Regions from separate parts of the Mus musculus genome. Here region 1 is linked to region 2. The links are chromatin loops, found by intact Hi-C in ENCODE. Cell type or tissue: heart. All regions are shown on one strand. Each heading gives the region's core, and the rest is flanking DNA. Links, peaks and the distances in the headings are about the cores only. Region 1 holds the start of Cxcl12 (chemokine (C-X-C motif) ligand 12). Region 2 has its middle 72 kb from the start of 2810048H02Rik.

Evidence for each region. Peaks named below come from ENCODE experiments on the same cell type or tissue, not always from the same donor. Only the 100,000 strongest peaks of a DNase experiment are listed, where the experiment ranks them.
Region 1: a loop joins it to region 2, with 2.3 times the contacts of the local background. A loop is called at or near these places in 2 of 42 quality-filtered maps.

Annotation. Positions count from the first base shown.
Region 1 is chr6:117,155,714-117,171,139 of GRCm38, reverse strand. Cxcl12 (chemokine (C-X-C motif) ligand 12) reads right to left here and starts at 2,605. Exons shown (of 3, transcript NM_021704.3): 1 at 2,424-2,605. The coding sequence starts at 2,484. In heart, for the core only: CTCF peaks have their summits at 3,899 and 4,122 (motif pointing left); DNase peaks (open chromatin) are centred at 1,669, 2,629, 3,709 and 4,099; H3K4me3 peaks cover 4,113 bases; H3K27ac peaks cover 2,313 bases; H3K27me3 peaks cover 2,496 bases.
Region 2 is chr6:117,072,826-117,089,052 of GRCm38, reverse strand. No RefSeq gene overlaps it. Among named protein-coding and RNA genes, the nearest start is that of 2810048H02Rik, 72 kb to the left of the region's middle. In heart, for the core only: a CTCF peak has its summit at 7,935 (motif pointing left); no DNase peak of the experiment used is centred there; H3K27me3 peaks cover 578 bases.

The DNA.
Region 1 (15,426 bases), core at 1-8,000, 85 kb before region 2:
GAGGACCCGGATTTACCTTCTATCCAGCTTTTCCCAAAAGCTGGGGTCAACCGTGGCTTTTATGGTCACTACCTGGATGCCTAGGCCTCCTGGATCCTATTACCAGCTTTGTTTGCCAATTCACCAATTTGCAAAATGCTATAATTGACACTCATTAGTGTAAATTAGCAAGGGGCTCCTTTAGAACCCCCCCTTAAGAACCACCCTTTAAGTCTAGAATTGCAAACCCTGAGGACTGCTGGATTTGTAGCTGCTCCCCCAACAACAGGGTTTTATCCTAGCTCTACTGAGCATCCCCAAATGTTTCAATTTATGGGTCTTTTCACCAAAGTTTAAAAGTATGACTGAGAATAGTTAGCCCCAGGATTTTAAGTTTGCTTATTTAGAGTTCCAGGAGACTTCTGGGTATTCTGAAGTTCACTGCCTTTGGGAAGCAGCTGGAGAAGTGGACCGAATTAAATATATGATGGGATTATCTTCTTCTGCAAGCATTATTTAGCTAAGGGATGCATGCCCCAGGAAGGGTAGTGTCTTTAGACTCTAAAGCATAGGAAAACCAGACTTCAGGTACAGACCAAAGTCTAATCCAGCTCTGCTGCCACCCTGGACTTGGGAATCTAGAGAGCTTGGCTTAGGGAACCAGGGGTCCATTCAATCTAACAAGCCTGGCAAGCCTGCTGCTCTGGGTTTAACCAAAGAAGCCTCCGGTGTCTACTATCTAGCTTCTGAGTTGGAGTAGCTGATGGGAAAAGACAGGAACCACAGCAAGGTTAGCCGTGCTGCAACTTGAGGGCTGTGTAAGATCAGAGGGCACACAGGCACTAGGAGGTAAAAAAGTTCATTCGGGCAGCACAATGGGGTCCTGCCTAGAGAACAGGTCTGATCCAGACACTGTCAACAATCCGACTCTTCCTAGGGTCAGAATATGTTGAGGGTGAGACAACTTTTACTCTGGATAATTGCACTCCAACCTTGAGGACCTGAGTCCTACATTCTTGCCCCATACCTAACTTGCCAGAGGCTGTGACCCTTGCAACATCACCAGCTCATTCAATTATTAATGCCCAAATCAATGTGCTCCATGACGGGGCACTGGGGGACCAGTGGGAAGGCTCAGCCTCCCGGGTGTTCTCGGTAACAAAAAAAAAAAAAAAAAAAAAAAAAAAAATCGAAACTGCCTTTCATTTCTTTTTTTTTACTACTCCGATCAGCAACTGACTATTCTTTTACAGAACATTTCCCTCGGACTAGGCAACTCCAACCATTCCCGTACCCCGTTGTCACAGGGAAAGAACCCAAACGAACGAGTTGGTGTACTTGGGCAGCATTTAGAGCTCAGTCTCACCAAGAGCCCCGACTGTCCCTCAGTTCTCTCCAGGAAACACCACTGCGGAGGAAGGCAGGGGATCGACTAGTAGGATTTTGTTTTGTGTTCAGAGGCAATGGTTTGTTTTGTTTTGCAGCAACGGTGTCTTGTAACAGCGCTGAGAGTTTTCTCTTCAGTGTCAAAAAAAGAAAACAAAATGAAAGCCCTTTCCCAGTGAAAGAAGACACCACCCTGGGTCTGGGAGACTGAACTCCGCTGCAGCTCTCATTCCAGAGCTGAGGACTCCGGGGCTGGCTACAAAAGCGCCCGTTTGCAGGTGTGTTTGGGGGTTGGGGAGAGGTGTGCATATAGCTTGGGTAACTGCTGAGCCTTTGTCTAGTGACCCGGGTAAGAAGAAAAAGGGGCAGTGAAGAGACGCGTGCTCAGGTCCGCGTCGCTACGGACCAACGAACTGTGCAGAAGCGCGGCCCTGGCTGGCAGCGCGAGTTCAAGAGCTGCGCTGCGCTGCTGGTGGCCCTGAGCCCCTCGAGGGTGCTGTAAGAGAACACGCTACACCCGCAGGGGACGAAACTCAGCCTCACCACTGAACCTATAGCCAAGCCATGCACTTCGAGCTACTTGACCGGTCTTTGAGAGTTTGCTGACACACGCACCACCCGAGTGAACCTCTTGCACGGTCAACTCCGGGACCGCGCTGCCCTTCGCCTCTGGAAACATCTGGGCGCCGGTAGACACTAGCTGAGTGCAGCTGGCGCGCTCCGGGGCCCAAGCCCCGGACACAATCGCCCACGCTTCCATTCCGCGCCGAACCCACTCTTGCCCAACAATCCTGCGGGTCCTCCCCTGCAGCCCTCTCTAGGTCCTATGGCCGCACTTCGCAGAGCACAAAACCTCGGTGCGACCCGTGGGACACGGGAAAGGGCACCCGGTGGGAGTGCGCCCTGCAAAGTGGACTGCCCCAAGTTCGCTTGTAGTGAACGGCGCCGACCGAGTTCTTTCTCCGCGACTTCGGCGCGGGCAGAGGAACCGCGGACCCGAAGGAGCTCCGGCGCAGAGCTGCGAGCCTTTCCCGGGCCCGGCCGCGGATTGCACTCACCGTCACTGATGCAGAGCGCGGCCAGCACCAGGGCCAGCACGGCGACGACCTTGGCGTCCATGGCGTGGGCGGGAGGGCGCGCCGGAGGCTGCAGAGCTGGACAGCAAGAGGACACCGAGGTGGACCGAGAGTGAAAGTGCGGCAGCGGGAGGCGAGCGCTGGGCGCTTTAGAGGCGAAAACCAGGCGGGGCGGGGCGGGGCTCATCAAGGGGCGGGCCTGGAGTGTGGCTGGGGTCTCTGACGCGCATCCCCTGCGGAGCAGCCGCCCTTCCAGTTCCCTACCTACCCACCCCCTTCTTGGCGCCCTCAGTGTCCGCGGCTCCGCTGGGTGCTGAGACCTTTGATCTTCCCAGTCCCCAACTTGGGCGGGCTCTTTGGACCTGAATTGTAAAGAGGCTGGGTCGTAGAGCTTAATGCTCCCATCCTGCAGATAGAGAAACTAAGGGGCTGTCAAAGGCACAAGCCGTGAAATAAGAACCTGAGAGACGAAACAGTCTGTTTCGCCGCATCCAAAAGTTGCCAGAGTACCCTTTCTTTCGTGCCAGGAACTTAAGCTGACCCACCTCATGTCCAGGGTGTCTGTGCCGCAGTGGACTGCTAGGCTTAGGGCAACGTGGACCAATCTACAGTTAGAATAACTTGGATTCCCAGCCAAAGTCTCACTACAGTCATTCCCGGGAAGATGCATTCTAACGTAGGGCTGCGCTACCGAGCAAAGAGACCAAACAGGTCTCCCAGAGATACTCAGTATCGTGAATTTTCTTTGCCACCTCCCCTCTGTACCCCTATTCTCTCGACTGGGGGTGGGTGGATGGTACGAATAGTGGGTGGGTGATTACAACTCTCACCCTGCAGAATGGAAACGGAGGAGAAATGACTGGGTCTCACTCCCGCGAAACGTCCTGATTCTCTGTGCTTGGTTTTAATGTGTGTTCAGTTAATGGAAGCTGGAAACAACTTCTTAAACTTCAGTGTTTCCTGCCTTTCCAGAAGAAAGTCCAGTGTTCTAAAAAGGACCAAAGAGTTCCCTAAGGCCCCGCTCCCTAAAACCCTGCTTCAGAAAGTGGTCATTGGCGCTTTACAAATAGACCCATTGGTGTTCAGCCCTGCCAATAGATCGTTGTGTTCCACTCTGGTCAACCAAAACAACCCCAACCCGGGTGTGGGGAGACACGGGGGAGGGGGCAGACTGAATCTTGGAGGGCTAGAGGCTTTGGGCAGCGTCCTTTGGACCTTCCACTGCCACAGGCAGTGTTGGCCATGCTTCGACCACTTTTCCCACATAGCCAATTAGCGATTTGGATTCTGTTATCATGTTCACCCAAGGGAGTGCACAACAGAGACTTGCCTCTGTCTCAGGGCAATCTGGGAATCATATTTGTGAAGCAGTGGCCAGGACCTTTGGGCCTGGGGCTCCACCTAGGGACTAAAGAAGGGTGGAGAAGGTCAAGAGGAAAATGTTCCAGCCATGAGAGTATCTTAAACAATTCCGCTAAGCACTTTGCATCCATTCATTTGTCAGACACACTTTAGGGACTCAGCTTCAAATCTGGAACCGCGCCGACCTGGTCCCTGTGTTTAAAAAGTAGCATTTCAGAGAAGGCAGCCATCCATTTCTACCGGCTTTTGCGCTATCCTGAGCGTTCAGTATGCTAAACTCTGAACTTGCTGGCCCTGTTGTACTGCAGGATCGGCAGAGGCTAGGCTCCGGCGCCCTCTGGTGGTCTTATCTCCCATGCTCCAGTAATCCGAGATCAAGCGCTTGGGATACCTGATGCCTGTAAAACAGTAAAACAGTAAAAAAAAAAAAAAAAAAAAAAAAAAAAAAAAAAAGACCAGATGCTCCTAGGCAAAAGCTCTGAGCACAAAAACTTGTCTGATGCTCCCATTCAGTACATCTCTGAGGCAAGGCAAACCTCTCCTGTAAGTTTGTCCAAAGCAGGTAGGTGTCCAGATCTCTTGGTGTTTGCTATGAAATCGGGAGAGAGGGACCCACTCACAGCCAAGGAGTGAGGGTGGGGGGAGGGGTGTCCTGTGCAGGCTAAGAGCAAAGCAGAGGCCAACAAAGACTCTGGCAGACTGAGGCTCCAGAACAGAAGCCGATGCGGGCCACATCTGTCCCTACCCTCCAACAAGCATTCACTAAAATACGTTCAGTAGGTCCTCCTACGATGAGCTAGGCATGCACTAAGAGTTCGAAATATTTAAGAGAAAAAAATCCCGGGGTAGGGAAAGAAGGAGATGTTGAGCAACATAAAAGCCAGCCATCTAACATAAGTCACATAAAACATAAAACGCCAGTGAGTGGAGCCACCGCAGTAAGCGCTTAGGATTCAAATAGGGTGGCCAAGGACCTGGATTTTAGATTTTAAAAAAGAAAAAAGAAAACTCTACGATTTTACACTTGGTGAATGATTTTTATTTAAAACCATGTCCACTTTAGAAGACTCCACAAAGAAAGAGATGCGGGGTGGGGTGGGGTCGTGGGGGTTGGTCATAAGCCTTTTGAATTTTCTCTATGCTCAACCAAAGAAGTATCTCCCAAGCTTGGGGCTACCTTTGTTTATGCAACAATCTCTGCTCGGTTTCACCCAGTTCCTCTGTGGGAAGCCTTGTTTCAGGGAAGGCACACAGGCAGCTCACGTCTCTGTCAAGTCTGCAGGTCTCCTCCACACAGCAAGGGAACAATGGGGGGTGGGGGTGGGGGGGAGGCTGCTGCTCATTGGTCACTATCCCTTGGCCACTACTCCTTGGCTTGTGGTGTAGACTATCCAGAAATCAAGATGGGAGCCTGGAGGCTGACTTTAGAGTTACAAAACAGGCATGTCTGCACGGCCAGCCTCTGGGTCCCTGGTGCAAGCATCTGCCCCTTACCCCTCTGCTTGGCAGCTCCCTGCAAAGTTCACTGGCTAGCCTTCCCAGGTTGGCTTCTCAGGGCACAGTCCTCATTTGCAGTGTAACTGCTAAGATAACTTCTGTTGTCTCTTTCTGAAAGCAATATTATTATGGTCTTTTAAAAAAAGACAGCAATAGTGCACAGCAAGCAGTTGCATCGTGATACTTGCATGCATGCATGTAATGCATCTTGAGGACAGACACTTGCATGTGTGCATGTAATAGGCCTTGATGATATTCACCTTCCTATTAGTTTTATCCCCTCTTCTTCTCCTCACTTCCTCCTCCTTCTTCCGCATGCCCTGTAGTGTCGTGGCTTCCTTTTCTTCTTTTCCCTATATTCCGCATATGAGCGGAAACAGGCAATGCTCATTTTTTATGAGATTGAACGTATGTTCCCTTGCCAATGACATGGTTTCACCTGTCTTTATGGCTGAGTATAACTCCGTTGTGCATATAAACCAGATTACCCACTCATCCATTGGTGGCATCTAAGCTATTTCCATAATTTGGTGGTACAAATATTCCATAATAAAATGAGCCCAGGAAGCACTGGTTTTAGATGTAGATTTATGCATTTTTAAAGTAATATAAAAATATGACCCATACAACAGTTCAAATATCAAGACTGGTCCTATTTTTATATATGATTTTAGTTTTACAAAGCGAGTTGATTTATGCTAACATATGATAAAATGATCTAGGTGGCTGGGGACAGCAAACCTTGAAAATAATATAAAAAGTCCAGAAGTCTTATATTGCACACTGTCTTAGCCAGGCTCTCCATTTAAAGTGAACTATTTGGCTTCAAAGTGGTGAAATGTAAAATTGAAAAGGAAGTCCTCATCGTCCTCACTTATACCTGACTAGGCAGGAAAGAGATGACCAAGGAGTGTGCAGATGCTAAGAAGAGGGTGAGTCCCAGGGGTCCATCCCATAATCAGCCACCAAACCCAGACACTATTGCATACACCAGCAAGATTTTGCTGAAAGGACCCTGATATAGCTGTCTTCTGTGAGGCTTTGCCAGTGCCTGGCAAATACAGAAGTGGATGCTCACAGTCATCTATTGGATGGAACACAGGGCCTCCAATGGAGGAGCTAGAGAAAGTACCCAAGGAGCCGAAGGGGTCTGCAACCCTATAGGTGGAACAACATTATGAACTAACCAGTACCCCCAAAACTCTTGTCTCTAGCTGCATATGTAGCAGAAGATGGCCTAGTTGGCCATCATTGGGAAGAGAGGACCCTTGGTTTAGCAAACTTTATATGCCCCAGTACAGGGGAAAGTCAGGGCCAAGAAGCGGGAGTGAGTGGGTAGGGGAGAAGGGCGGGGGGTGGGGTATAGGGGACTTTTGGGATAGCATTTGAAATGTAAATGAAGAAAATATCCAATAAAAAAAAAGAAGAGGGTGAGTACATGTAAGATCCTTGGGCATCTTTGGTCCTCCCACCCCCATCAGTGCTCCTGGTCCCTCCTCCATGCAAGTCTAATGGGGCTCTCTCAGCAGACAGAAGCTTATGCTGTCCACCTCCCCCTCCCCCCGCCACACACACTGTCTCTGCTCACACAGCTCTGACACCTTGTTTAAATGTCCTACTTGTATGGTAGTGGAGCTGAAGTAGCCAAATGCCCAGAGCCTTGTTGCTGTCCCTTGAACCATTTGTATGCACTCCATCGGTGGTGGGGCTGGGTGGCTTATCAAGTGTCAAAGCACTTGCCCCAGAGAAAGTACTTCAAAAGACAATTGACAAGTCTATTTCTGTAGGACTTGGGCATCCTGGTTCTGGGTCTATCACATTGGGCTTTCACTAAGACTACATTTTCAGTATAAGCCCTCCTAGCTTCCAAGACAAGAAGCTTGGACTGACATGGAAGAATCATCCAGGGAAAATGTCGCAAGTGCATGTGACCACCAGTAAGTCATAGAAACATATATGGGGACATAAATCATTTGTGTGACAGCCATCTAGGGGTCTCTTGAAGGTTTATAGTGAAGACTGAGGCTCAACATGTGCTGAGCTGGCCATGGCTTCCTTGACTGGATCCCAAACTGAAGTTCTTAAAAATCCTCTGCCACCAGGTGGGGAAGGATCCCAGGAAACCTGAGTCAGATAGCACTGAATTCGGGATACATGCATAGGCAGGACCACCTGCAGGGACCACCTGCAGGGAGCACGTATGTCCATCAGACCAGAATGTCTGTCTAACACCGTCCTGCTCAGGATGACCAGACCCTCTAAGCACAAGTATTTGCTAACGCACAGCTAGAACAGCACCTAGATTTAATGTTCTGTGGAAAACTTGAGTTTCTCAGAGTCCAGGCGTGAGGGTAGCCCACTCCAGCTCCCAAGCAAGGAGAATCAGGTCTGGATTTGTTCCACCTCTCCGTGCCTAGCCACCTTGACTTTAGCCAACCTTCCTTTCAGCAGACAGGGCTCAGTAGCTAGGGTAACACTAAGAATCTAAACTGGAAGACAGCAGTTGTACCTCACCAGAGGTATTGATTTCTGTGGTTCTAGTCACCTACAGTCATGGTCCAAAAACACTCGGTGGAAAATTCCAGAAGTCAATAATTTCACGTTCTAAATTGTATGATGTTCTGAATGTGATAAAATCTCTTACCCTATTCGTCATAGCCAGGATCCCAGTCATCACTCGGCCCAGCATATTCACAGAGCATACACTACCTACTTGTCTTTTAGTGCTGCCTCAGTTACAGATGAAAGCCACAGATCACCTTTCCAGGACTTGGTGTTACTCATGGTTTCAGATATCCAGGGTTGTTCTCAGAGCACACTTGCAACTACTGTGTGTACCACGTTCTACTAGCCACAAATCTGAGTGACAGACTGTGAGCTTGGGAGCATGTGTAACACCCAGTCACTCAGTGACCCATTCATGTCCCCTTTGTGTCCTCACACCTGCCATGTGAGATTAGTTCAGTGTTCACTGCTCAACTTGCAGAGTCAGATCTTCCCACTCCTTTTTATTTTTTATTTATTTATTTTTAACTCCGAAGACCTGGGATTTAAATGTAGTTTGCAAGAAAACCAATTTGCTACACAGAAATTCAAGACACCTTTGAATTTCAGATAAATATATGTTGTTTGTTGTTGTTCTTGTTAGAATGTCTTGTGGGGTATGTTTATGCAGAAAAGAATTATTCGTTGTTTATCTGAGATGCAAGCTTACCTATATATCTTGTAGTTTCTTCGGTAAGTCTGACAGAGCTACTTCAGGATCTATACTTTAAGAGATCCCCCTCCCTATGGGCTTTCTGCCCATTCAGAACTTGTGGATAGAAAGAAATAAGAGGCATATTCTTGAATTGTCCACTTTCTCATTGAGGGGATAAATTGAGTTTTATCAAGACAGGGATGCTGATGGTAGTGTGTTGATATTATAGAAGAATGCCCTTTCTCTGTTCCTTTTCTCAAGTTCAAGCAGACATTTGTCCCAGCCCTGGTTCTTACCCTGAGCATTGCCCATGCCCCCCACCCCTCCTCTAGCAGAAATGCAAACAGCCCAGGCACTGACATCCTTTCTGATACAGGATGCTTAAGCTGACTATCGGGAGGAAAAGATGATACCCAGAAAACAGCAGCACATGAATGTATCCTGGTGGAAAGCCAGGGAAAGGGACAAAAATTCCTGGGAGTTGTGGAGGGCTAAGCCTGGTGCTTGCCTGAGCAGTCATTCCCCACTCCCACGTCAGAGAAGCCAGAATTCTGTCCTTGCTTGCTGCTCTTGGATAGAGGGGGATCCTGTTCTCTGTTCTCCACTCCATGTCACTTTGGCGGAACAGCTGGAAACTGTAGTACACAGACTCCTCATAGAACTTTTCAAGGCCAAGTTTGAAGATAGGTACCACTGAGAGCCTGGCCCAAAAGATATGAGTAGAAGATGAACTCTTGAAAATAATCTTTTTCAGCATGTCTTAATTATTCACCTACCTGACCACGTGTCTTAGTTTTGTTTTGTTTTGTTTTGCTGTGACAAAGTACTCCAATAAAATCCACTTAAAGGAAGAAGGGTCCTTTTTGGCCTGGGGCTCCAGGTTAGAGTCCACCATGACAGGGAAGTCCCAGTAGCAGTGGCTTGAGAAGTGATCACTTTATATCCAGGGTGATGTATTATATTTCTTCAACATCGAGCAATAGAATACCCATGCCTGTTCAGCTTTCTCTCCCGGTTTCATTCACTCTGTGGCCTACAAAATGGTACCTTTAATTAAAAATTCAGAATGGCCCCGCTCACTCCAACCAAAACTCAATTCCAAAAATCTCTCATAGGCATGCTTATAACATAATGTGATCAAGACAACTTCATTAAGACTCCCTTTCCCAGTGCCTTTATATTGGGTTAGGTTGACACTAGTGACTTTTACATCATCTCTCTACCCATTCATATATCTATCCATCTATCTACCCAACAATCACCTGTCAATCTAGCCTACTCAACATCTGTCTGCCCATTGACTTACCCATCTGTCATTTCTTCCATCTGTCATTTCTTCATTCATCCATACATAAATACCTTCTCCTTTTACACCTTCATCGGTCTCCACCACCACACACAGCGCTATTTATCTGTCCACTCACCTCTCCATCCTTCTAGCCTTACACTCATGCATAGCCAGCGATTCCACCTGGCTAAGTTTCCATCACCATGTCTCCACTACCCTCTGTTCATCCACTCACTTCATCTACCCATCTATTTACTACTGGTTCTTTCTCCCCAACTATGCCATGCCAGTGACTTTAAGATGTTCTAAACTTAAAAGGCTTTCTCTAAATAAGATACATGTCTTCTGCAACCCTGAACCCAAAGCAAAAAGACAAACAAACAAAACAAACAAAACAAAAACAAACAAACAAATAAAAACAGGTCCGAGAAGATTATAAACATGAAGATCATGCCGCAAGCCTCGGTCTTTTGCGGATTAAAACCTTTACCTTTCATTTTGATGAGGGACTAGTCCTCTCTGAAGGGCAGGAAACAAGGCTGGGGATACCCACCCAGTGAGAGGAATGGTATCTGAACATGCCTCCCTCCCTGGGTTCACTCCCTGAGTTTTCTCCATAAGTTAAAAATAAATAGAGAAAAAGGAAAGAAACAAACCTTTCCATCTCTGTTTACCCTCTGCGTTTAATGAACAGTTGTTAACATGACTGAAACCATCTGATGATTTTTACCAAATGGAAAAATCTCCCTACAGGGGCAATAAAATAAATATTCAGGACAGAGAGAGGCGGTCGTAAAAGGCATTACCCGGTTGTAAACAGAGGCGGGTCGTGGTGATCTATTACCCCTGCCTTGGCAGCTTTCAACAGTTCTGGGATTCCAGGAGAGGATCTGACCCAAGGCAATATTTACTTCTGTGGCTTTTTCGGCAGGTCATTGTGGGTATAATTCTGTCCACCAGTTGACTGGAGTTGAGGTTTTGAGCAGGAAGCCAGAGCCCTAAGCACTCATAACTCAGGAAGAGTAAGGCACCCTTTCCAGGGTGTGCCAAGAAAAGCTCATGGTACCGTCCTGGCTGTCAAGGTGAGGGTCCCACATAACCAGGCCATTGTCAGTGGGATATACAGCTTGTTTGTACTTGGGCAGACGGTACTGATGGCTGACACAGATGTTGGCTGGATTTCAGCCTGGAGGCCCAGCTGCGTTTGGTGTTCTAGTATGCAAATGCATGGCCATTAGATGCATTTTCACTCACAGTCTTAGACTCTTTAAGGATCCCAAACTCTAGAGTGAAGCTTAAACTCACAAGGACAAGAATTATTCCCCAAGGAGCAAGAACTAAACTGGTTCTTGAAGTGGCCACATTTAGTAGCAGCCTCTGTAAAAGCGTCAGTGGGTTCAAATGTTGGACAGAGCAAAATGACCGCACAGATGGACCACACAGTGCTGCCTGCAGAAGCGTGTTTATGCTATCTTCTGAGGCGGCACTCAGGCTCAGAGTGGCAGCTGTGTCTCGGGAGTCAGTCTTGTAGCCTGGCTTTGGTCTTGGCTCTTATCGTTGGCTTTAAGACCCTCATCTCTTGGGTTAGCTTGCTACTAAACCTGACCCACATGATGGAAAAGAGAGGACTTCTGAAAGCTGTCTTCTGGCTACCACATGTACACCGTGACTGTGCACATGTGTACCCATAAATAAGTAAATGTAGCTTAATTTTGTTTAAAGTTCCCTTCCTGTTCCCTGGCCTGGCTGCTGAAATGTTTGGTCGTTGGTGGCTTTGGGTGCAGAAGAGTAGACACTTCCCGATGCTACAGTCCAGTTCAGGATACACTTGTTGGTGTAGATATGAGTCAGTGTATCACAGACAGGCCTTGCTTGGTGGTGAAGAGGGCAGTTTCGTAAACTTAAAGAACTGACTATGAAGAACAAATTGAGCCTGATGTCACCTCAATCTGTTGAATAGTCAGTTGGCCATTGGGTCTGTAGGACATGGAAGCCCAAGTGGGCTGGGACTGGAGTGGGCTAGGACTGAAGCGTGGGACAGATTGCGTACCCAGGTAGGCCATGTCACCAGCTTCCACTGCTCTTTGACAGCCAGAGCCTTCCCAGAACATCCCAGGCACAGTTTTCTAGGCTTCTGAAGATTGAGTTCCTCGTTCCTGCCCTCGCAGACCTGAGATGTTTGTGCCTAAACTCAGACAGAAGTTCTCAGGATGCAATGATTAAGATCAGTGTTGGAGAATTACAGAGGCTGGAGATAGAGGCAGGGTCTGTTGTTTTTTCCCCTGTGGTGTTTCTATAAGCTCTTGGTGTCCCGAAGAAGTGTGGGTATATCTGTTTTTTGTTTACCAACTCCCAATTTACAGCTGACTCAGGAGGCTGATCTCTTTGTGCATTTATCTCTTTTATGGGTGTGTGGTGAGACAGAGTGCTCAACTCTATCTGTATATGAGAAATATGGAGCTCAAGACCAGACCTGAGGGGGGGTTGCCTGAGTAGAGGGCGCGGGAGAGTGATTAGAGTATCTATCGTCTCTTGGGTATGTGGACTCTGAAGGCTGATGCACGGCTGCAGGTCTGTAAGTAGAGAATGTTTCTATCATGGCCTCCAGCATATCTGCCGTTAGTCTGTCAGTCAGATTTATGTGGCTTTAACAGATACCCGAGATAATTACCTTATAAAGAAAAACAAAACAAAACAAAACAAAACAAAACAAAACAAAACAAAACAAAACAAGAAAGCCCGTTGGAGCTGAAGAGATAGCTCAGCGGTTAAGAGTACCTATTACTCTCACAAAGGACCCAAGTTTAGTTCCCAGAACAATGTCAGGTGGCTCACAATTACCTATAACTGGAGCTCCAGAGAAATAGATATCTTTGCCCTCCATGGGTATCTGGCACACACATGTATATACATATATACATTAACATACACATGTGTGCACACACAATTATATATATTCTTTTTCATATGCATGTGTGTGGTGTGTGTGTGTGAAAAAAACCCTTTACTTAGACTCAGTTTTAAAAGTTTCAGTTTATGAGCTGCTCCCCCTGTCATTTTGATGTGGTGAAGAGGCAGTGCATGGTGGAGCAAGCTGTATGTCTGGAAAGAGAAAAAGAGGGAAGAGACCAAAGTCTCACAATTCCCTTCAGTGACTCACGAAATGCCAGATCTCCCTCCGGGCCTCATATCCCTGCCTGAGAAGTAAGAATTTACACATGGAACTTGAGTGAGACATTTAAGAGGCACACTATAGCAACAGGACTTTGGTTGAAAACCATAGACTCTTGTAGGCTTCCAGGGAACCTGCAAACCCCTAAGCCTTCATACTGGGGCTGCTGAAACAGTTGTCCAAGCAACCAGATCCTAGTCTGAGTCTCAGGGTCAACTGGCCTGCCTGCAGCCCAGGAATATTTTATCAATGGCCAGCACCGTACTAGTGTTGAAGAACAGGAAGACCAGTCTGGAGAGAGTAGGAACAGCAGCCCAGGGAGCCGCATTGAAGAGGCTGGGATGTGCACACAGCACTGCTCCTTAGGAAGAAGAGACTGCAGGATAATAGACTTCTGTGCCTCTCTGTAGCCAGAGGGCAGGGCTGACCTGGGGGTGGACCGCCACCTGCTCCTTTCTTTCCCAGGCTGCAGAAGTGAGATGCTCTTCTTGCTTTCCTCTACCTAGCCAGGCCAGGTGTGTGCTTGCCCTAGAACACATCTGGGTCCAGGAGGAAGAGCAGACTGTGAACAGCTGGACCAGTTCTGGGAATGACAGAGGATTGAAGGGGAGAAAGGAACTTGTTTATTCAGGCGGAAATGCTTCTTGTGTGCAGAATGTGACCTCCATTTCCAGGGTACCAGATGGTAGATGTGTTTAGTTTTCAGATGAGAGAAAGGAAGAAGAAGCTGCATGGAAAACCAATGGTCGGACTTCCCAGTGGCCTGCATCTCAACTGGGACTCAGGACATGGTCTCTACTCAGCAGGAACATCCAATGTGTCTGTGGGAGGAGCCTGTCCCTATTAACCTGGACTGGGCAGCAGTATCCTGGCAGGACCAGATGGCTCTTTAGTGGATGCTCAGCCCAGTTTAGAGGAGCACAGAGGAGAAAGAGGTACATTGGGAATCATGGCCAGCCTGAATTTCTTCTCTCAAGACTCACACCCTGAGGATAGAGTTTGTGTGGTCTAGAGCTACAGTTCTGAGTTATTTCGAGTTCAGAATGGGTGTGGGTCTGGCACTCTCTACTCTTGGCAGGTTGGTTTCAGGAAAGGAGGTCATATTGAACCAATCCCCATCCTGGCTCTGGACTCTGGGCTCCCGTAGATTATGTATTTTCTTCCATTGTGTGTCCATTTCGACCAAGTCATAAAAGCCATGCCTTATGTCAAAGAAATAAGCACCAGGGCCTCTTGCCTTATGTCTGTGTGCCCTGGACATATAGGGCTGTCACCAGGGGCTGCCAGTGTCCTTACCTCCAGCTTCCTTTTCTACGGTGAGCATCTTAGTCTGTAGTGTTCTATTGCTGTGAAAAGACACTAAGATGATTCTTATCAAAGAAAGCATTTAATTAGGAGCTTGTTTACAGTTTCAGAGGTTTAGACCATGATCAGTCATGGGAGGAGATTAGCAGGAGGTACATCCTGAGAGGGGAGAGGGAGAGGAAGGGGGAGGAGGAGGGGAGGGAGAGGGGGAAATGAAGGGGGAAGGGGAGAGAGAGAGAGGGAGAGAGAGAGAGAGAGAGAGAGAGAGAGAGAGAGAGAGAGAGAGAGAGAGAGAGAGAGAGAGAGAGAGAGAGAGAAAGAAAGAGAGAGAGACAGACTACATCTGATAGTTTGGGCTTTTGAAACCTCAAAGCCCACCCCTGGTGACCCATGTCCTCCAGCAAAACCACACCTCCTAATCCTTCTATCAAAGAGTTCCACTCCCTGGTGACTAAGCATTCAAATATATAAGCAGACAGGGCCATTCTTTCTCAAACCACCATAGTGAAGGTGTACTCCCTACTCACAAGTGTCTTGAATTATTTGTTTTGCCCTTCTAAAAGGTTCTATGGCGTGTAGCTTGAATGTCTCCCTAAAGCCTGTATATTAAAGGGCCGATCCCCAAAGTGGTGCCTCTGGGAGGTGGAACCTCTAAGAAGAGGGAGCAAATTAGGTGACTGGGGTCACTGGTGAGTTACTGGAACCTTGGTCATTCCTTTTCTCTTTGCTTCCCAGGTGCATGAGGTGAAGTCTTTTTCCATCATAATATCTTGTTATCATAAACCCGAAATAACAGAACCAATTGTTCATGGATTGAAGCCTCTGAGATCACAGGCCAGATATACCTTTTCCCCTTATAAATTGCCATGGACATTTTGTCATAGTGACAAATGTTGATGAACATATGAGGCAACTAGAAGTCCTGTTGATGACACATCCAATACAGCTTTTGTGCAGAAGTCCAAATGCTTACCTGAAGTTCTTAGAATCCATCCCTGTCTCCAGGAGCAGAAAGGGAGTCTATCACAGAGCAGAAGGGACTCATCTGACAACCAGAGGTGTACAAGTCATCTCACCTCCCTTTGACAAGGAAAGCAGTCATGTCAGGGACTTTGTTATTAGGAAGCAGAAATGGAAATTTTGGCTTTATTAACAACTACCA
Region 2 (16,227 bases), core at 3,142-11,141:
CTGATGCTGGCATCTATGGTTCCAGATTTCTTTCCTAGGGTTTCTATCTCCAGCGTCGCCTCACTTTGGGTTTTCTTTATTGTGTCTACTTCCCTTTTTAGGTCTAGTATGGTTTTGTTCATTTCCATCACCTGTTTGGATGTGTTTTCCTGTTTTTCTATAAGGACTTCTACCTGTTTGGTTGTGTTTTCCTGTTTTTCTTTAAGGACTTGTAACTCTTTAGCAGTGTTTTCCTGTTTTTCTTTAAGGACTTGTAACTCTTTAGCAGTGTTCTCCTGTATTTCTTTAAGTGAGTTGTTGAATTCCTTCTTTATGTCCTCTACCATCATCATGAAATATGCTTTTAAATCCAGGTCTACCTTTTCAGGTGTGTTAGGGTGTCCTGGATTGGGCGAAGTGGGCGTTCTGGGTTCTGATGATGGTGAGTGGTCCTGGCTTCTGTTAGTAGGATTCTTACGTTTACCTTTCGCCATCTGGCAATCTCTGGAGTTAGTTGTTATAGTTGTCTTTGTTAAAAGATTGTTCCTCTGTTGATTTTGTTACCCTCTATCAGCAGGCGTGGGAGACAAGCTCTCTTCTCTGAGTTTCAGTGGTCAGAGCAGTCTCTGTAGGCAAGCTCTCCTCTCTCAGGGAAGGTGTACAGTTATCTGGTGTTTGGACCTCCTCCTGGCTGAAGGTGAAGGCCCAAAACAGAATCTTTCCCAGAAGCTGTGTTGCTTTGGCCAGGAAGGTGGCCAGTTGTCTGGAGTCGAAGATGTCGCAGCCTCAGAAGCTCTGTGGCTCTTGCCGGGAAGGTGGCTGGTTGTCTGGAGCTGAGGATGGTGCCGCCCCAGAATCTCTGCGACTCTCTCGCCCGTCCCAGAAACGGCTGGCACTCTGTATTCCACACGGTCACCCGTGCAGCCTGCCCTCCGCGGAGTCCCGGAGCCAAGAAGGCTCCCGCCGGCGCCTGTGCCACAAACCTCTCAGGCCAGGCAGACCCCCGTGCTCTCACCAGGAAGGTGGCCGGCTGTCTGGAGCTGAAGATGGCGCCGCCCAGAAGCTCTGCGACTCTCTCGCCCGTCCCAGAAACAGCTGGCACTCTGTATTCCACACGGTCACCCGTGCAGCCTGCCCTCCGCGGAGTCCCGGAGCCAAGAAGGCTCCCGCCGGCGCCTGTGCCACAAACCTCTCAGGCCAGGTAGACCCCCGTGCTCTCACCAGGAAGGTGGCCGGCTGTCTGGAGCTGAAGATGGCGCCGCCCAGAAGCTCTGCGACTCTCTCGCCCGTCCCAGAAACAGCTGGCACTCTGTATTCCACACGGTCACCCGTGCAGCCTGCCCTCCGCGGAGTCCCGGAGCCAAGAAGGCTCCCGCCGGCGCCTGTGCCACAAACCTCTCAGGCCAGGCAGACCCCGTGCTCTCACCAGGAAGGTGGCCGGCTGTCTGGAGCTAAAGATGGCGCCGCCCAGAAGCTCTGCGACTCTCTCGCCCGTCCCAGAAACAGCTGGCACTCTGTATTCCACACGGTCACCCGTGCAGCCTGCCCTCCGCGGAGTCCCGGAGCCAAGAAGGCTCCCGCCGGCGCCTGTGCCACAAACCTCTCAGGCCAGGCAGACCCCCGTGCTCTCACCAGGAAGGTGGCCGGCTGTCTGGAGCTGAAGATGGCGCCGCCCAGAAGCTCTGCGACTCTCTCGCCCGTCCCAGAAACAGCTGGCACTCTGTATTCCACACGGTCACACGTGCAGCCTGCCCTCCGCGGAGTCCCGGAGCCAAGAAGGCTCCCGCCGGCGCCTGTGCCACAAACCTCTCAGGCCAGGTAGACCCCCGTGCTCTCACCAGGAAGGTGGCCGGCTGTCTGGAGCTGAAGATGGCGCCGCCCAGAAGCTCGTAAATAAAATTTAAATAAAATGAACTCGAGTTGTGAAAGAGGCTATGAAGCTAATTGTTTTTGCAGTTCCCACTTCTGATGGTAAATAAGTGCATAAAAATACAGTGGGTGGTGAATGAAGGTGTACAGTCCGCTGTGCAGCTCCCCGGCCTCAGTCCCTGCTCTCACTGTCTAAGGGATCAGTGAGATGGGTAGTCTGGGTCTGCTTAATTTCAGTGCGGGATGTTTTTGACTCCCCATGGTTTATTTTCGTTGTTGTTGTTTTCTTTTGTTTTTTACAATAAAGTTAATTGAAAAGGAAAAAAAAAGACAGAATTTCATGGCTAAATAGTATTACATTGTATATATGTCCCACTTTAAAAACAAGCATACATCAACTGATGATTAAAAAGATGCATAGTATAAAAACAAGAAGTTTGTTTAGGGCCATTTCAAAAATTGTTAGAAATTGTCCTAATTTCTAAGCCAAAACTCACAATGATTTTTTAAAAAATGAAACTCAAGTCAGCAACTGAAATAGCAAATTTAAAAATCAAGCATCCTAAAACAACACAATAAAAAAATACATTAACTAGGTACTTAGTTGTAGAAGAATGGCAAGGGTACAAACCTTGGTTTTCTGTAATTAAACCATTATGCTTCTAGAAGAGCAGAAAACTCTGTGGGTGTCATAAAACCACTCCAGTCCATAGCCCATGAGAGTCTTGAATCTGAGCTAAGTTGTTTCAAGCAGTGTGAGGAGGAGCCATTGAGTGGCTCGCAGAACAACATCGGGTGCTGTTCAAATCTATGGCTGCCGTGAAGTTGTGCACTGCCGCAGAAACACACACCTCGGGCTTATTATATGTTTGACTTTGAATTATGTCTTGGTTGTTGCACATTCTAAAAATCTTTTAACATTATTGAGTTTTTGAGGACCCCCCCCATTCAGGATTGTGACTCCATATAGGGATGCTACACACCATTGAAGGGACAGAAGGTAACAGGAGAAGGGTGGTAAGGAGATAGATTGCTACAGAGTGAAGATGGATAACCAGGAAAAGTCAGCTCTCAAATGTTATTTGGGTAAGATAGAAGAGTCTACTTGGAAAGGGTTTCCCTGGGGACTCCTGGGCAGAGGTTACATCCCAGACAAAGAATTTGGAAGCAGCCCCCTGTCTTTATAATTATGACTGGGCTACTGACATCACCTGGCCAGCAGTGCCTTCCTTCAGTTCTCATGAATGCCCTTTCCTCTGTAGGACACTTCAGAGATTGACATTTGCTGTTTGCGAGCAAGGCTTTCCCACTTACCACTGTGCATTGCTGAGATCCCTGTAGTGACCCTGATTTCCATGTTCTTGACGCTCCTTGGCTTCAGCCTTCCAGACTACTTTCTGCAGTGTGTCCGGGGCCTGTAAAGGCTGACCTCGAGCCTAGAAGAGAAGCTGTGGAGTTACTTAGAAGTCATTTTCAAGTTCAGGCTTCATGTCTGAGCTTTGGATGGGAAAGCATCTTACATAGGTCCAAGCCTTCCAAACAGAGATTAAATATGGAGACAAGAAAGCAGTAAAAGTTATAGAGGCTTTCACTAAACAAAGTCAAACATCTGGATATTTAGGGACAAAAAAAAAATCCAGATATTTTATGGCGCTTTTCAATTTTACTTCATGCACTTACAAATGTGAAGCAAGTTCTAGGACTATGTGCCTGTGTGCAGTGAATTTAGTGGGCAGTGAGCTGGAACTGCCAAACATCCCATACCATTCCAAGTGAACATCTTGGATTTGCGTTACTGGGGGCTGATGACAGCAAGCGTGTGTTATGTTACAGCAATCTGCCGTGGCACTAATAGCTTTGGTGTGTGATAAATGCACTAGATCCCCAAGGAAGTCCATGCAGAGGTTAACTCCATCCAAACAAGTTATATATAGCTTCCCTCTCACTAAATCTAGCAAGTCTCCCACTTTCGGATGACACCAGAGTCAGAGCAATATTTTTGTATAATAATTTCGTCTATGTGATGAGTGTTTCCAGCACAGGATCTCATGTCACTCCAGATAATATGTCCTGTGATGCTGAGCGTAATTAGGAGTGAATGCACAGCAAGCCTTACTCAGGAGAGTTCCCTGAGATATTACACTGAAGCCGTGGAACGGTTGCGCCTAATGGGGCTGGCTGGGAGAGCCAACTGAAGACAGTCTCCAGGGCAGAAAGAGTACGGAATGATCTACAGAGGAAAATGTACATCGATTCTCTCGGTGCTCATAAACATGTGGCCACTGGGCTCAATGCCACTCTCAGAGGATGGGAAGATGCATATGGTTCATTATAGAGCTCGGGAAAGTGTGAAGCTCTGAGGATGCAGAGAGAGAGAGAGAGAGAGAGAGAGAGAGAGAGAGAGAGAGAGAGAGAGGGAGAGGAAAGCCACCCTCGCTCTAGGTGAGCAGTGAGTGCTAAGCCCCACCTGTCCTGAGCAGTCTGGTATAGCTCTCCAACAGACTTTCTGCTTTGGGGACAGGAAGGATTGTGTAAAATCCTGCTAGGCTTTCTCACCAAATGCTCCTTGCTCCTGAATATAGTTCTCTGCTCTGTTGAGGCAAACGAGCATATTTTGGATCCCAGAGGACTCCTGGTTGAAGTCGCTAGGTTTTTCTGCACTCGAATCACACCTATTGAAATTCAGATGAGGATAAAGTCCTCTGCCCAGAGTGTCTATGTGGCTGCCCTGCCATCCTAGTGAAGTTGGATTGCACAGAGCACATACAGAAGACAGTCAGTCTTGCTTGCACTCACGAGGGCTGCCGAGCATCTGTGCGGTACAGCATTCCACTGTGGGGATGTTTCTGTTACAGGGACTCTGCTGCAAGAGACCTGCTGTATTTGTCACACTGCAGCAGGAAAGGGACAGCACAGGGTGAGAGTAGATCCCTGAGCTGGTGGTGGTAACTCTAGAGAAGAAGATGGGAGAAGACATGTCTAACTGGTGTGCTTGCCTCTATCTTTCTTTCTGGGTACTAGTTGTAATTTTTACATTCTCCCTCCCTCCCTCCCTCCCTCCCTCCCTCCCTCCCTCCCTCCCTCCCTCTCTCTCTCCCTCCTTCCCTCCCTCCCTCCCTCCCTCCCTCCCTCCCTCCCTCCCTCCCTCCCTCCCTCCCTCCCTCCCTCCCTTTGTTTTTTCCTGGGATAGGGTCTTTCTGTATAGCCCCAGCTAGAGAGAATTCAGGATCCCCCTGCCTCAGCCTTTCGGTGTGAAGATTGCTGGCACATGGCACTTAACCTTCCCACACTTCCCCCTTGAGGAGAGTAAATACTGATCAAGGTCCAGGTGAGGAACCACAGCCTGGGTGAGGGTGCCCCTGGGTGGCTGTCCTCGAGCAGACATGTAACCTTGTCCTGATGGGAGGTTGAGGAGTGGGTTCCAGGTTCCTGCGCCCTCTATGCTCAACATTAAACAGAAAAAAGGAAGGAAGATGAAGGTGGAGGAGGCAAGCTCATCAAATGGTATGTCTGGGGAGGAAAGTGATGTGTGAGGCTGATGGGCAACTACAAAACTAGGTGGTTTTCTCCTCTTATCAAAGAATAAAGCCACCCACTTAGGCAACAGTACACTGTCCTCTAATGTCAAATCTGCCGGTCATACTTGTTTGAGAGTCTTAGGGTTGTATATTGTTGTGAAGAGATGCCATGACTGTGATGACTCTTATAAAGGAAAGCATTTAGCTGGGGCTGGCTTGCAGATCAGAGATTTATTTCATTGTCATCATGGAAAGAAGTGCAGTAGTACCCAGGCAGACATGGTGCTGGAAAGGTGCTGAGTTCTACATCTGAACTGGCAGTCAGCAGGAGGAGAAAGTGAGCCATTGGACCTGGCTTGAGCATCTGACACCTCAAAGCCCACTACCAGTGACATAATTGCCAGTGACATAATTCCTCTAATAAGGCCACACCTAGTCCAACAAGGCCAAAACCCCTGATAGTGTTGCTCTCTGTGAGCTTGTAGGGACCATTTTCATTCAAACTGCCACAATGGTGTTCCCTTAAACACAGTTGGGAAACAGTTCACCAATTATCAGGATACAAGCAGCATCGAGCAATCAGCTGGGTCTTTCTGAATCCACAACACAGGCTCTGAGGACACACGTTAAAGACAGTCCATCTTGGCACCCTGCCTCGCTGGAGTCAGGAACACATAAGCTTCTCTCTATTACAGTTAGGACTGACCATGTTCAGGGCATTATGTAATTTCATAACTACAACAAATATTGGGCATGGGTACTCTTATTAGACTTATTTAATAAATGGGGGCAGTTGAGGTAACACAAGGTTCCATAGCCACACAGATAGGACCTGGACCATATGTTGTAAGCTCTTGGGATCATGGCGTAACTGAGAAACAAGGTCAATTACTAGACAAAGGTCAAGAATGTATGTGAACTAGTTAGAGGAATCTTCCTTCTGTGCAGATACAGGCATGGAAAGGATGCGTGTGTTTGTACAGGGACGGAGAAGCGATTTAGACCTGGATTAGGAAGCTACTACTGGAATATGCAGGCTATTCAGCATATCTCCGTGTGGACTGCTGCAGTGTCCAGTGCCTGCTGTTAGGGAAAGACTCATCAGACCAGGAACAGAGATATAGAGTCTTTGAGGAGCGCTTCCTAGATTCCTATCGTTTGAAGGTCACATAAAGAGAAGCATTGATATTAGTGAATTAGTGCTTCCTCTCAGCATGGCTGTGGCTTCCAAGTTGAAAGGAAGTGTGAAGAGGCAGCAGAAATAGTCAGAATTGGCTTTATGTAAAACCGGAGTGCTCAGCAGGGTCTGCCCAGGGCAGCAGGACAATCAGGAAGAAGACAATTGTCCTGCCAGTCCTAGGGGAACTAACTTGGTTTAAGGCTCTAAAGACACCGGAAACCACTCTCCTGCTGATAGGTACCTTTGCCCTGAGCCATCCTCTCAAATCTTGCACGTAGGGATGAACGAGGGCGTGGTCCTACCTTCTAACCTGGTACCCACAAAGGAAGACCGACTGCCTGGCTCAGGCACTTCCCAAGCATGTGGCTTGGAAGGCAAGGTGGACTGGTGGTTAGGTGTGTGGTCGAGGAGCTCACAGTCGAAGCGTCTATGTGGGCCGTTCCCACGGCTCTCTGTCTACTCCTCCAGCTTGATGCCAGTCCCTAAGGTCAGCATAGCTTAATGCCTCACATTAAGTCTTTGTTTTGGGCCTCCTCAGATTAATACCAGACTTTGTACTCGAGCCAAGAAAATGTGCACGGGCTTTAGCACCGTTGCCACACCACTGTTTAATCTCCAGGATGCCAGGGGACTCTGGAGTTGCCCCACCTCTGAATCTGCAGAGTGTTGGTGTCATTAAACATTTTCAGACTTTGTTTCGTCCAGTCCCAAGCTCTGCTCGTAGATCCGAGCTGGGAAATGGGCATTGGCCGGCCAGGTGACTGATAGATTTATCTATGGGAGCTCAGCAGGCCTGGCCAGGCCTCATCAGCCACCGAACAGACCTCTTCCTGGTGCAGGAGCTGTCAGAACGTGTGAATGAGGCATATAGAGAGACTCTGAAAGGCGCACAGTGATTTATGGAGTATTTCAGACCACAGAATCCCATAAAGTAAGATGCAAAAACCTCTGAGTAAAGGAAGAGAAACAGCCATCAGGGCCATCAAAGGCAGCTCTTCAGGAACACGATTGAATCTGTCTTTCCCCCTACTTCAGGATTAGGGAGTCCCTGTCAGCTGGCGTCTTTGTCTCCTCTGCACTCTTTGGGCAGCGGAGTGGCCCAGCTACTCCACAGCTGACCTCCCTCAGAAGGTCCTCGGGAGTCTCAGTCAATGGCGGCATCAAGTGTATGGCAAACAGTTCCTCCGTAGCTAGAGATAGAACAGGTCAGGAGTGGTACACATAGGCAGCCCCTGAGCACCGCTGACCCCATGCCCTGTGGGCAGGGTTGCCCTGCAGCATCTTAAAAAACGAATCAGTCCCAGTATCGAGTGTCATTTAGTAATAATATCAGGTCACGGGTTGTAGGCAGTGTCCACATTAGCGAACGCTGTTGGCGCCCCCTAGCGGGAGATATGAGCACACCTCCATTAGGATGCTGAAACAAAGTTGTAGTAGACCCAAGAAAGCCATTAACTCTAAAGTCTGTAAATCAAAGGCTAAAGGTAAATGTTTTATTGGCTTTCTTGGTATTGCGACTCAGGAATCTGGCGCCAGCTTAGTTGGCATCCATATTCCCTTTACATGGTGCTGCCTGAATTTCTTGGTAACTCTTGGCTGGCTCAGCAGGCACAGGAGGTGCTGCTGAGCATGGAACAGAGACTCAGCATAACTCTGCTTGTCATCTATTGTCTGTCGTGTGGTCCGGGAGGGCAAGCCTTCTCTTGCCTTCTTCTTTGTGCATGTTGACAGCTACAGTTGCCGGACTCTGTTCTCAGGCAGGTACACGGTAAAACACAGACTCAAGAAGCCTAATACTGTATAAACCCTGCCCATTCTGCACACCCTGTCTTCCTTTACCTTACAGAGGTGCTTTGCTTATGTGATTAATTACTTGCAAGACTTTTTGTTCTACTCAGAAAGAAGTCTGTATGGGCCTCTACAAAACTAACAGTCTGGAGACTACAGACTTGTCACCTCTCCCCATTTCTGGTATATTTATATCTTTATCCTCTCAGGATAAAAGTGCCAGTTCCCTGGAACTCCAATAAAAGTTCTCACTTACTTTGTCTTTACTGCACACAAATGGTAGGCTCAGAAGAGCCTCATGATGGTGATGAAAGCATTTATACTTTTGCGACTTGTTTTTTACAGTCTTTCTCTTCTGTGTATTTATGCCACGAGTCAGTAAAGCGTGACATATCTTTGTCAATGACCTTTGGCTCTGTAGAGATTTTACATCTTAAATTTAGTTATACCTATGATTATGTAACAAGTCTTGACGAAGTTAATCTGCCAATGGAAAGCATACTGAGTCTACTTCTCCCTTCCCCCACCTTGTCCTCTTCCTCTCTAAACTGTGATCTTTAAATCTCTCTGATGCTCTTCTGCTTTGTTTGGGGGAGGGGATTTCATTTTTATAATGTAGCAATGTATATCCTACGTGGCTCATATACAGCATCACTTTAAGAATACCACTCATTAACATCCACTCTCCTTTCAGAGCTTTACCACTATCATTGCTATCAAGTCTAGGTGGTTTTTATCATCCTGCAATGGAGCTCTGTATGCATTAATGGTTTTGATTATCAATTTGACATGATCTAGAGTCACCTGGGAATGAAGTCCCAATAAAGAATGATTTATTAGGTTGGCCTGCAGGCTGCCTGTGAGGGATTTTCTTAATTGGGTTGATTGAGGGGAGAGAATCCATTTCATGGGCAGGTTCCTAGACTGAATAGAAAGGACAGCAAGCAGCGCATACACGAATTAGTTCATTGTGCTCTGCTCTTGACTGTGGATGTAACATGAGCAGCTACTTCAAGTTCCTGCTACTTTGACTTTCCCAGTAATGATGAACTGCAGCCTGGAACGATGGGTCAACCAACCCTTTCCTCCTTAAGTTGCTTTTGTCGTAGTATTTTATCACAGTGATGGGAAGTGACCCCCCCCCCGTCCCCACTCCCACCCCCCCTCATACTGGCTGGTTGTGTGTGTCAACTTGACACAAGCTGGATCTATCACAGAGGAATAAGCCTCCCTTGAGGAAACGCCTCCACGAGATCCAGCTGTAAGGCATCTTCTCAATTAGTGATCAAGGGTGGGAGGGCCCATTGTGGGTGGTGCCATCCCTGGGCTGGTAGTCTTGGGTTCTATAAGAAAGCAAGCTGAGCAAGCCAGGGAAGGCAAGCCAGTAAATAGCATCCCTCCATGGCCTCTGCATCAGCCCCTGCTTCCTGTCCTGCTTGAGTTCCAATTCTGAGTTCTTTTGGTAATGAACAGCAGCATGGAAGTGTAAGCTGAATAAACCCTTTCTTCTCTAACTTGCTTCTTGGTCATGATGTTTGTGCAGGGATAGAAACTCTAACTAAGACACCCCCCCTTCACTCTCCACTGAATAACTTTCCATGATTCTATTTTTTGTCTCTAAAAGTATGAGTACTCCAAATATGTCATATTTATCTTTTTGCATATAGCCTATTTCATTTTGTATACTGTCTTCAATGTGTATGCATGTATCAGATTTTATTTATTCTTAAGATTGAATAATGCTCCACTGTATGTATGTGATCATGTGTGTGTGTGTATATATATACACACACACATATTGTGTATGTGTGTATATATATGTATATATATACACACACATATATGTATGAATATATATTCACTTGAATCCTTATATTTATTAATCTGTTGGTGAACTTCCGAATTGTTATAGGAAATTATGAAGACCAATCTTGTGTATCTTTTATTCAGGATCCACCAAAGGTGACAGTCTGCACAGTCCAGCTAGGATACAATGTATCATTGTCCATTGTAGCAGAGTGCACTGTATAACACAAAGTGTCAAACACAGCACAGCTCACCCAGGACAACAGCACAACCAGGATGCTGGCACTAGTGCTGAGTATTCCTATCACTGAGAGCACCCTTTGTGTCCATTTAGATTTTCCCCTTGCTCTGCTTGGTTTCTGGAACCATTGCTCTCTATGATGTGTCTAGACATTTCCTTTCAAGAATACAGCCAGAATTCAGCTCTAGGTCAGACCCACGGATGCAATGCCACCTCTCTCGGCACTTGCATCAGGTGCTGGAGACCCAGGGAGCAGGCCAATCCTCAACAGGAGTAAAGCTTATTGGTGCTTGGGAGTGTGGAACTTCTTGTCCAATAGAATCTTCAGGCCCAAGATGGGAGCCAGATTCAACACGGTTAGGCCCACAGATAGCGGGAACAGCCCCAATAGCAGCAGCAGTAGCTTAGAAACAAGTGAAAAGACCAGAGATGACTCTGGGTGAGGTCCACAGGTATACAGAGAATTGCACAAGAGAGGAAAACTTTAGACCCAGGTAGAAGCCTCTATCTGAGGACAATACCTGACAATCAGAGGAAGACTCCTGTTAGAGCCCTTTGCCCTAAATAATAGTCGCACAGAGGGAAGGGCACTCATCCCTATAGGACTCAGGAACTTCAAATTATTACCAACAACAATTTGAGAGAAAAACAGGTGGTTAGGATTTTAAAAATAAGAAATAGGAAGGAAATACAGACAGACAGAAGGAAGGAAGGAAGGAAGGAAGGAAGGAAGGAAGGAAAGAAAGAAAGAAAGAAAGAAAGAAAGAAAGAAAGAAAGAAAGAGAGGAAGAAAGAAAGAAAGTTAAAGACTCAGCCATAAAACTAAGTCCAGGTGTACAAGTCCAAAGGAAGAAATAGACGCAGTATGAAGAACAGCATATCTATTCACAAATCACTCTTCTCAAAGCAATCGCACATGGAAATGACTTGAAAGAACTACCAGATGAAGAATTCAAAAGAACAATGTAAGAAATTCAAAGACATAAATATACTCCAAAAAGTACAAAACAGAGCTGAATGAAATGAGGGAGTCAAACAGATATATAAAAGTAGAAGCAGAATTGCTAAAGGAAGCCCAAACAAAAGATGTTGGAAAGGAAAATACCAATAAGTCAAAGCAAAAAGCAAAAGGTCCCTCAGTGGAAAACCTCTCCTGCAGAATGAGGGAGGGAAACTCACAAGGGAGTGGAAGTGGCTCAGCACTTGGTGCAAAAAAAAGAAAGAAGGAGAGAAAGTAAAGGGGGCTGGAGAGATGGATCAGTGGGTGAAAGCACCTACTGCTCTTCCAGAGGTCCTGGTTTCAAGTCCCAGCGATCACATGATGGCTCACAACTATCTGTAATGGGTTTCAATGCCCTCTTCTGGTGTGACAGAAGACAACTACAGTGTACTCATATACATAAAATAAATCTTTAAAAAGTAGAAAGTGGGAAGGCTTGGTGAGGACAACAGGAAAAGACCTAAGCTTCATATTTTGGGAAGATATTAAAGGATATTAAAGAGATATTAAAAGGAGAGAGAGAGAGAGAGAGAGAGAGAGAGAGAGAGAGAGATCACTTATAAATGCAGGTCTATCAGAATAACACCTGAATAATACCTGATTATTTGACAGAAACATTGAAAGCCAGAAGGGCCAGGGAAAAATGTATTTCAAGTTCTGAAAGACAGGTGTCAACCCAGAATATAATACCTGAAAAACTATTAAGTTTGAAGGTGAAGTAAAAAGTAACAAGACAAAACACACTAAAGGAATTTATGAGAACTAAGCCAGCTCTGCAGAGGGTATTGGAAGGAATATTTTAGTCTGAAAGCAAAGATAAACACACCCAAGAGGTCATGATGAATAAACAAAATGTTCAGGGAAGTTAATCAAAAGAGATCTAGGAATATGCCATAAAAACAAGAAAGACAAAAACGAATACACATTGTTCAATAATAACTCTTAATACTAATGGCCTCAATCCCTTGTCAAAGAGATGCACACAAGCAGATTTGATTAGAAAACAGAATTTTTGTTGCTTTTAAGAAACACACATCATCATCAAAAGTAGACACTCCATTAGAGTAAGAGAATAAAAACAGTTATTTTAAGCAAATGAGGCTGAGAAATAACCAGGAGTAACTGCACTAATATTTGACAAATGATGACAAGGGCTGTGGAACTTGAAAAATCCAAACAGGATTGGTGGGAGTGAACGTTAGTGAAGCCAGCGCAGAAACCAGTGTGGCAATTCCAGCAGGAAACAACCAGCCTAGGAATAGATGTACTATATATATGACAATGATAGACCAGTCTGGGACATGCATCAAAACAACTCTATTTCTTACTATTGCCAGGTCCACTGCTGTTTTATTCACAATGGCTAAGCACAGAGACAGCCTAGATGTCTGTGCAACTGACTAAAAGGATAGTGGAAATGAGGTATTTATATACAATGGGATTTTATGGAGCTATAAAGAAAACCAAATATGAAATGTTTAAGTAAATAGGTGGAGCTGGAGAATACACTGAGTAAGATAACACACAGCCAGAAAAACAGATGTCACATGATCTCACTCATTTGTGGACCTTAGTGTCAAGTTGTGTGTTTAATTTGGAGAAATCATGAAATACAGAAAACTAGGAAAAATAATGCAGGGTATTGCCACCACTCTTGATGCATACAAGAATGTGATGGTAAGACCCTACTGCTGAAGACACAACTCGTGTTAGTCCCAGGGCATGAAGAAATGTGTCAGTATTGGTCAGGAAGTTTTCCCTCCTGTTGGCTGGCTTTCACAGTACTAGAACATAATATGCAGGCTGCTGGGGGGAAAGCCATCTACTTTCTGATCCAGCTTTGAACTCTATGCTAACAAAAACGGAAAGAGAGAAAGTGAAAGAAAAGAAAAGAAAAAAATATGACGACTCTGACCAGATAGGAACATGGCGCAATGTTATGGTATGAATGTCATAGGATAACCAGTGATTTCTGATTGGATTTAAGGCTTCTTTTACAGGAGGAAACACACGTCTAGTACTGAAAATCTGGGCAGGAACCCAGGGTTGGGAAGATCATTGGCTCCAGGAGTTATTCTACTATTCCACCTGTGTTGAATGGACATAATACCATGCTGCCCTCTGTCTGTATTTTTATACCTGTGGATTAGAGCAACTCTGAGACCACATCAGTGAGGTTGATTTGTGCAGTGGATGAAAGTTAACCTTAAAACTCAGAACTGGTCAAGGTGCAGGGAGTGACTGACTGTGGTATGCTCAACCGCAAGTGGGACATCTGTATCATAAGTTTGGGGACACTAGTCTCCATGCTCAGGGACAATCACAAGGGAGGGGTAAGAAGACTGTATGAGCCTGAGGTTGGGGAGGAAGGGAGCAGAAAGTGTTTTCTGGACATCGCAGGACCAAAGCACCCCGAAACCCACAGTTGGTGTGGTTACATGCAAGAAAGGCACAGGATCAAGCCAGTCAAAGTTCCACCATGGAGAGGGGAAGGGCCTCATGAGCCCTCACCCCTAACTGAGAGTCAGCTGATGGCATCTAAGGGAGGGAGAGTCAATCTCCTACACACTGTGGTAGCTCAGCCACACTCAGGATTATACAGATAGCACACATTGGAGTCCTTGGGTTAGTAAAGTAAAAACATGAAAAAGGACACAATGTTAGAGAGTCAGAATATCAGAGATCACACGGAAAGAGTTTAGGGTGAGTATCAAAAACATTCTAAGTAGTTCTCAAAGAATTACTAAAATTATTTTAAAAATATCATTACATATGGCAGTCATACTGCATGCACCATCTTATGATGCGCCCTTCCCCTTTGGTCTAACGTCTCAGCTGAAACCCACACCGTGGTTACTAGGAGGTTCCTTATTGCTGAGGGTGTTCCAGGCACAGGTCGACGCGGCATGCCTTTATCTGTCACTCACACAAGGGCCGTCTCCACTTCTTTGTCTATTATGAACAAAGGTGCTATGAAAATGCGTATTAAAACATTCCATGCGGGGCTAGTGAGATGGCTCAGTGGGTAAGAGCACCCGACTGCTCTTCCGAAGGTCAGGAGTTCAAATCCCAGCAACCACATGGTGGCTCATAACCATCCATAACGAGATCTGACTCCCTCTTCTGGAGTGTCTGAGGACAGCTACAGGGTACTTACATATAATAAATAAATCTCTAAAAAAAAAAAAACATTCCATGCATATAATTTCTCTGGATAAATATCTAAGAGGGGATGTATGTGTCTAATGTAAATAACTGCTGAATATTTTCAGAGTAGCTTTTCTGTTGACTATTTCCTCACGAAATTTAACATTGCTCAATTTCTCTGTGTTTTCAATACTCCTTTGACAGTTTTGTTTTTAAATTTTATGTGTGACTGCCTTGCCTGGGTACGTGTATGTGCATGGCATGGATGCATGGATGTGCTCAGCATGGATGCCTGGTGCCCGTGAATGTCAAAAGAGGGGATTGGCTCCCCTGGAACTAGAGCTACTAATGGTTTTGAACCATTGTGTGGGTGATGGGAACTGAACCTGGGTCCTTTTCAAGAGCAAGAAGTGCTCCTAACCATTGGGCTATCCCATTGGCCTTTTCATTTTTGACAGTCTTAGAGTTTACATTTTACATTTAAGTCTATTCTTTAATAAGCTGTGAGGATATTGTCAGTTGCCCCTTATTTCCCCAGTGCCGTTTGCAGGATTGTCTTTCCTCTGTTGAGTTGCTTTTACATCTCTGTCAAGGTTTGGGCATAGCTCAGATGCACTTAGGGGCTGCCTCTTTGGCTCCATTAGTCTATGTGTTTATTTCTGTGCCAATACCGCAGACTCTTAACCACTCATAACTACGTGTATCCTCAAAGCAGGAAGAGTTTCATTTTATTCTTCTTTTTCAAAATTACTTAAGCTGTATGTTTTTTTATTTTTCCAATTATCAGGTGTTTTATATTCTTGTGATAGTTTTCACAATGATAGTATTAGAAGTTGGCAAAAACCTTAGGAGGATTTGGAATTTTTACTCCCAAGGGATCTTCCAACTCAGGAAATGGGTGAGCCTCTTCATGGAGTTAGGTCTTGTGTTTCTTTCATTGGTAACTTTTACCGTTTAGCCATAAACTTTGTGCATATTCTGTTGATTAATTGTTTTGTAAGCATTTGTAGAAGGTGGCATATTTTTAATTTTGATTTCTATGTGTTTGATGTGGAAGTATAGTCTTTGTATGTTTATCTTATATACTGTAACCATGACAAAGTCCATTGTTGTCATTCTAGAAGTATTTTTGGCAATGGTAAGGGATGGGTTTCTGGAGACAATTCACACCATATGAGATTTTTATTTCACTGGCTGGAAGAATGGAGAGGTAGGAACTGCCCTGTCCTGTCTACTCACAGGGACAGCAGGCTGTCTTCACTGTCAGGCATAATGTGAGCTGGCTTCTATATCAGATCGATCAGGCTGAACACGTTCTTCTGTTCTTTGAGAATTTTTTTTTACATCTAATGTGTTAGTATTTTCTAAATTCTCACACAAAAAAATTCTCTACTTTATCCTCTTGTAATATATTTGTATTGACATTTGTATTGTTTATGCAATATATTTGTATGGTTGTATTATCTGTAGTATGTGTTGATCGATCATATGTATGTGTTTATTTGCCTTGCTTTTGAATGAGTAGTTGTCTCATGCACATGTGTTCTTGTCAGTCTTGCTTTGCTCACTTCAAACAATATCCACGACAAGCATAATAACAAGGTGGAGATTTTCCCACCATTTCCTGGTGCTTCTGATGGGTCTATTTGTGACTGGACCTGGGCTTATTGTATCACTTATTTACTGACAGCATGTGGTC